2 separate regions of the Homo sapiens genome follow, and region 2 is linked to region 1. Evidence: read pairs that join two places in POLR2A ChIA-PET (ENCODE). Cell type or tissue: MCF 10A. All regions are shown on one strand. Each heading gives the region's core, and the rest is flanking DNA. Links, peaks and the distances in the headings are about the cores only.

Region 1 (2,907 bases), core at 303-2,802:
ATCTGGAATGCCGTTCTCAGATGGGGCAGTTGCCAGGTGGAGGGTCTCCTCACTTCTCAGACGGGGCGGCCGGGCAGAGACGCTCCTCACCTCCCAGACGGGGTCGCGGCCGGGCCGAAGCGCTCCTCACATCCCAGACGGGGCGGCGGGGCAGAGGCGCTCCCCACATCTCAGACGATGGGTGGCCGGGCAGAGACGCTCCTCACTTCCTAGATGGGATGGTGGCCGGGAAGAGGCCGTAACTGATTTTTTTTAAGCAAACTTTTTATCTGTATGTGTTTTCAGATATCTTGGCTGGTGGGCCTGTAAGACACTGGGACAGAGTTGCCATAGCCTCCTTAAGGATTTTGGGATGGCCCCAGAAAGAACAGAATAAACTTGGCGAATCACCTAGGTTCAACATAAAGAATTGGGAATGTGGACCATGGCACACACTCAGGGCTGGTTACAGAATTTTCAGGGGCCAGTATAAAATGTATGAATCCAGCCAGGCATGGTGGCTCATGCCTGTAATCCCAGCACTTTGAGAGGCCGAGGTGGGTGGATCACTTGAGGTCAGGAGTTTGAGACCAGCCCAGCCAACATGGTGAAACCCCGTCTCTACTAAAAATACAAAAATTAGCCAGGCGTGGTGGCAGGTGCCTGTAATCCCAGCTACTTGGGAAGCTGAGGCTGGAGAATCGCTTGAACCCAGGAGGCAGAGGTTGCAGTGAGCTGAGATCGCGCCATTGCGCTCCAGCCTGGGCGACAAGAGCAAAACTCTGCCTCAAAAAAAAAAAAGGATGACTCCTTGTTTCTAAATTATTAAGACGTTTAAATGGTGACAGCAGAGCATTAAATCAAGCAGGGGGTCCTTCTAAACATGGGGCCCTGCTTAACTGCACAGGTCACACATCAATGGTGCTGGCCTTGCACACACACAGTGGCCAGTCACTCAGAAAGGGGCAGTTTTGCCACAAGACATCCCAGTCCTGCAAAGCCGAGAAAAACCCACAGCTGCTGCTAGGTTTCCTTCCACAAGCACACCTGGGAACCTAATTCTTCACAGAGCCATTTTCCACATGCACCACCACTCTGGTTATGAGTTCAGAAGAGAAACCAAAGCAATAAAATAAACATAAATCAAAGCCAACTGTGTTAATAAAATGGATCCAAAGGGTCAGTGTGGCAGGCAGGACATTAGATTTCAGACAGCTTTAGTATCTTCCCGGACAAATTACATGAACTGCTGTCAGAGGTACCCTCAAAGTTCATGCAAAATATGCCTCCTGGCTCATTTAACTCCCATTTCTCCGCCAGTAAATTATTAACGGAACAAGCTCGAACTGGCAGAGCTGTTGTCTCAACATAGGCCTGATGTCCACACAGAAAATTGCTCAATAATTTGTACTGGAAGTGACCCAGCACTAAATTCATTCCCTGAGCACTGGCACCAGGGCACCAGACTGCAGGGGGAAAGAATCCCCAAGACAGCATCCTGCTTCTGTTTGGAGTAGAGTGTAAAGTCCCCATCGAGGGGCCGAAGGTGACCCTGCAGCCTCAGAGCAGCAGCCCATAACCCAAGTGTCGGTGACTTCATAAGGCCAAGGACACAAGAGGGGCCCATAGAAGCCTCTGGCAGGTGAGAAGGAGAGACAGGGAAAAGAAAGAAAAAGACTTGATGAGAGGACAGCGCAGGATGAAGAGAGGAGGGGATGGAACAAGAAAGAGGAAAACTTCTCTCTTTGGGGAGGAATATATGGTTTGGGGCAAAATATAGGTTCTAAAGAGCAGCTTCCACCACTTCAATGCACCCATCTCAGCTTCTGGAAGTCTTTCCAGGCCTTGAGGTTCAGCTCCAATGACACCTCCTCCAGGAGGTGGAGGGTAGCTTCCCCTGATGGCCACAGAACAACGTTGCTACCCAAATAAATGATAATACAGTAGATAAGAGTGGAGAGTTTCCCTTTGCCACCTACACCCTCTCATTTCGTACCCCCAGCCCTTCCATGGGCATTATTACTGCCCTAATTTTGCTAATGAAGAAACCGAGGTACTGAGAGATTTAGTAACTTGCCCAAGGACATACAGGTGGTAAGTGCTGCAGCTGGGACCAGACAAACTGACTCCAAAGTCCTTACTTGTAACCACTTGGCTCTACATTTCCCTCTTCTACCTTATTGTGGCTCAGAGGATCGCCTGAGCCCAAGAGCTCAAGACCAGCCTGGACAACATAGTGAGACCCCGTCTCTACAAAAATTTCTGCCTGTAGTATAGACAGTAGTGTCCAAACTTCACCCCTCCTCCAGGAAACCTCTCTTGAGGATAGGGACTCTATCTTACTTATATCCCTATTCCTCCAGCAATCCACTACAACGTCCAGCACATAGTAGGTGCTCAGTAAATGTTAATTCCATACCTTTCTCTCATCAGACACATGTACAAAAAGTATTGTGTCCAAAACACAGACTAAGAGAAAATATTTACGAATCATATGTGCAACACAGGATTTGTATCCAGAATTTATAATGGGCCAGGCGCGGTGGCTCATGCCTGTAATCCCAGCACTTTGAGAGGTCGAGGAGAGTGGATCACCTGAGGTCAGGAGTTTGAGACCAGCCTGGCCAACATGGCAAAACTCCATCTCTACTAAAAATATAAAAATTAACTGGGCGTGGTGGCGGGTGCCTGTAATCCCAGCTACTCAAGAGGCTGAGGCAGGAGAATCACTTGAATCTGGGAGGCGGAGATTGCAGTGAGCCAAGATTACACCATTGTACTCCAGCCTGGGCAACAAGAGCAGAACTCTGTCTCAAAAACAAAACAAAACAAAAACAAACAAACAAAAACCAGAATTTATAATGAACTCTCATACCTAAATAAGAAAACAGATTACTGACTTTAAAAATGAGCAAAAGATGTAAACAA
Region 2 (2,907 bases), core at 89-2,588, 56 kb after region 1:
ATGATGGAATAAATGTACTCAGAGGGCTCCCTGAGTAGGAGAACCAAACCTCCACCCTTAGCGTGGGAGTTTCCCAGCCTGGGGTCCTTGGGCCCTTGGGCCCTTGGGGGTTCTGTTGATACTGGGTTGGCCAGGAATTCCTACAAACCCTGCATTTCTAGGCAGTGTCTGAGTAGTATAGAACTCTCAGGCCTTTATTGGAGAGGAGGAACTTAAAGGAGAAAAACAAGGACCAAAAATGGGGATGACACTGGAGAGACAGGTTGCCCTTAGGACATGCTGGAACACCAGACTGAGATTCAGTGCGTGAGTCCCATCCTTCCATTCCTCACTAGTAGAGTGACTTGAAAAAGTAAAAAGCCACTTCCGGCCGGGCCCAGTGGCTCGCGCCTATAATGCCAACACTTTGGGTGGCTGAGGCGGATGGATCACCTGAAGTTAGGAGTTCAAGACCAGCCTGGCCAACATGTTGAAACCTCGTCTCTACTAAAAATACAAAAAAATTAGCAGGGCGTGGTGGCGCACGCCTGTAGTCCCAGCTACTCCGGAGGCTGAAGCAGGAGAATAGCTGGAACCGGGAAGGCGGAGGTTGCAGTGAGCCGAATTGCGCCACTGCACTCCAGCCTGGGCGACAGAGCGAGACTCCGTCTCAAAAAAAAGTAACTTCCCCACCTGGGAGCCTCGGTTTCCTCATCCTGTAATGAGGGGCTTTAGATGTCTCCAGGTCGTTTCCCCATAACAGCCCATGCTCTGAAGTAAGGGAGGGTAGGAGGATGGGTGGAGCTCTTCTAGGAAGTGGCTGAGAACATCCTTGTCTCTGCAGCATCTTAACCAAGTACTTGTCTTCGTGAACAAACGAGGGAAAGAGGAGTCTGCAGGAGTAGGGGGTGGGGTGGGGGAATGGACGCCACGGAGCAGTTACCAGCTCGGCAATCACGAAGGCCCATTTTTCAAATCCCAGTTCTGTTTCCTCATGAACAAAATTGAGAAAACCCAACCTATCGCTAAGTATGAGTGTGGGGCAAAAATGTGCGAAAGGGCCCCAAAGATACCCTTCTCCCCAACCAGGAACTCTTTCCCTGGCAACCACCCCAAAATCAAGGCCTAGGGTGGAGCCAGGGGCTAGAAATAAGTAGATGCTGCCCCCTGGTGGATGTATTTGTCACCGCCTGATTGGTGAAGAAAAGCGGAGTCTTAGTGGATGAAGTTATTCAGGTTCCTTTGTCAGCTCCCGAAGTCTCCTTTCAGACAGGGCCTTTCCTACAGTTTCAGGTTGGAGGTAGAAAATACACCCTCTTCAAGTTTTTAGTGTGTGTGAGATACCAAATTAAAATGAACACTATTTGAGCAGAAACTCTAATTTTGATGACATTTTCCATGTATTTACAGAGGGTCTAATAGGTCCAGGGAACACTGAGGCAGGCAGGAGAGGGCTGCAGGGTGGGGAAGATTTTTTTTTTTTTTCCTAGAGAGGGTCTTACTCTATGACCTAGGCTGGAGTGCAATGGTGTGATCTCAGCTCACTGCAACCTCTATATCCTGGGCTTCAGTGATCCTCCCACCTCAGCCTCCTGAGTAGCTGGGACTTACAGGCTCCCACCACAATACCCAGCTAATTTTTTTTTTTTTTGAGGTGGAGTCTTGCTCTTTCGCCCAGGCTGGAGGGCATGATCTTGGCTCACTGCAACCTCCACATCCCGGGTTCAAGCGATTCTCCTGCCTCAGCCTCCCGAGTAGCTGGGATTACAGGCGTGTGCCACCATGCCCGGCTAATTTTGGTATTTTTAGTAGAGACGGGGTTTCACCACGTTGCTCAGGCTGGTCTCAAACTTGGCTCAAGCAATCTACCTGCCTCGGCCTCTCAAAGTGCTGGGATTACAGGCAAGAGCCACCGTGCTCGGCCTTGGGAAGGTTTTCAAGAGTTCAGTTGCAGCCATGGTGTAATGTCTGCAGGCTATCCATGTGGGGACAAATGTCCAGAGTCCATTTGCTCAGGAGCCTGGAGCTCAGGGGAGGCCTTAGTTGGAGGAGTGGCCTTGGGTGGTCAGTGAGAAAAGAGTCCTGAGATGGGTGGAATTCCCCAGGGAGCAATGGGGTGAGAGGAGGAAAGTGGTTCCATAACACTGTCATGAGCATCTCCACATTCAAGGCAGGGAAATGAAGTGAAAGATGGAGAAGCAGCATCTGGAGAGGTAGAAGGAAAACCATAGGACTTTAAAAGGCCACAAAGCTGCAAGTGCCTGAAGCCAAGGAAAGTAAGAACTTGAGGAAGTAAAAGGGAGTGGCCCTCAGCATCCAAGGACTGAGAGGCCAGAGGGAATTCGGACAGCCTGGGGATGGGGGTTCCCAAGAAGAATGTCTAGGGGTGGCTAGAGAAGGGGGCTGGAGATTTGGAGGAGAGTTATCTCAACAGAGGTGACAGTGCCAAGAAGGGTTCTCTCCAGAAAACGTAGAGTTGAACAAGGACTAAGCTGGCATTGGAGAACTTGCAGGAGACCAAGGGAGCCATCAGGAAAGCAACAGCAGATGGAGGTCACGTCCTTCTGTGACCTTGCAGACAGGCAGTCATAGACCACCCAGGATTAGCCCTTATTGGACACAAAAGGAAACTCACAGGCTCTTAGATATGGGTAAAAGGAGAATACCCCAGTCTCAGCAAGAATGTCAGTCTCAAAGCCAGATTTCATGGCCTGGGTGCCAGGACTTCCTGAGGAGCAGAATGAGGGCCTTGATGGTCGAAAGAGGTGTTATGGGCTCTTGGGACTTGGTGTGCGAAAGGCAATAAGCCTATAGTTCGTGGGGTGGGGGGGCTCCTCTGCCTCCCTGTGGGCTCCGGAGACCACCGAAGACCAGCTGCATCCCCCTGACTGCATCCTTTCAGCATGTGCCACCCTTGGGGAAAGCCAC

The links. ChIA-PET counts read pairs that join two places held together with the same protein. Peaks named below come from ENCODE experiments on the same cell type or tissue, not always from the same donor. Only the 100,000 strongest peaks of a DNase experiment are listed, where the experiment ranks them.
Region 2: POLR2A ChIA-PET joins it to region 1 with 13 read pairs; 18 of 35 experiments call an interaction of 5 or more read pairs at or near these places.

Annotation. Positions count from the first base shown.
Region 1 is chr17:43,448,199-43,451,105 of GRCh38, reverse strand. It overlaps MIR2117HG (MIR2117 host gene), which reads right to left. Exons shown (of 2, transcript NR_146952.1): 2 at 1-209. Among named protein-coding and RNA genes, the nearest start is that of MIR2117, 4.8 kb to the right of the region's middle. In MCF 10A, for the core only: no CTCF peak of the experiment used is centred there; a DNase peak (open chromatin) is centred at 1,355.
Region 2 is chr17:43,392,370-43,395,276 of GRCh38, reverse strand. No RefSeq gene overlaps it. Among named protein-coding and RNA genes, the nearest start is that of LINC00910, 4.9 kb to the right of the region's middle. In MCF 10A, for the core only: a CTCF peak has its summit at 1,144 (motif pointing left); a DNase peak (open chromatin) is centred at 1,116.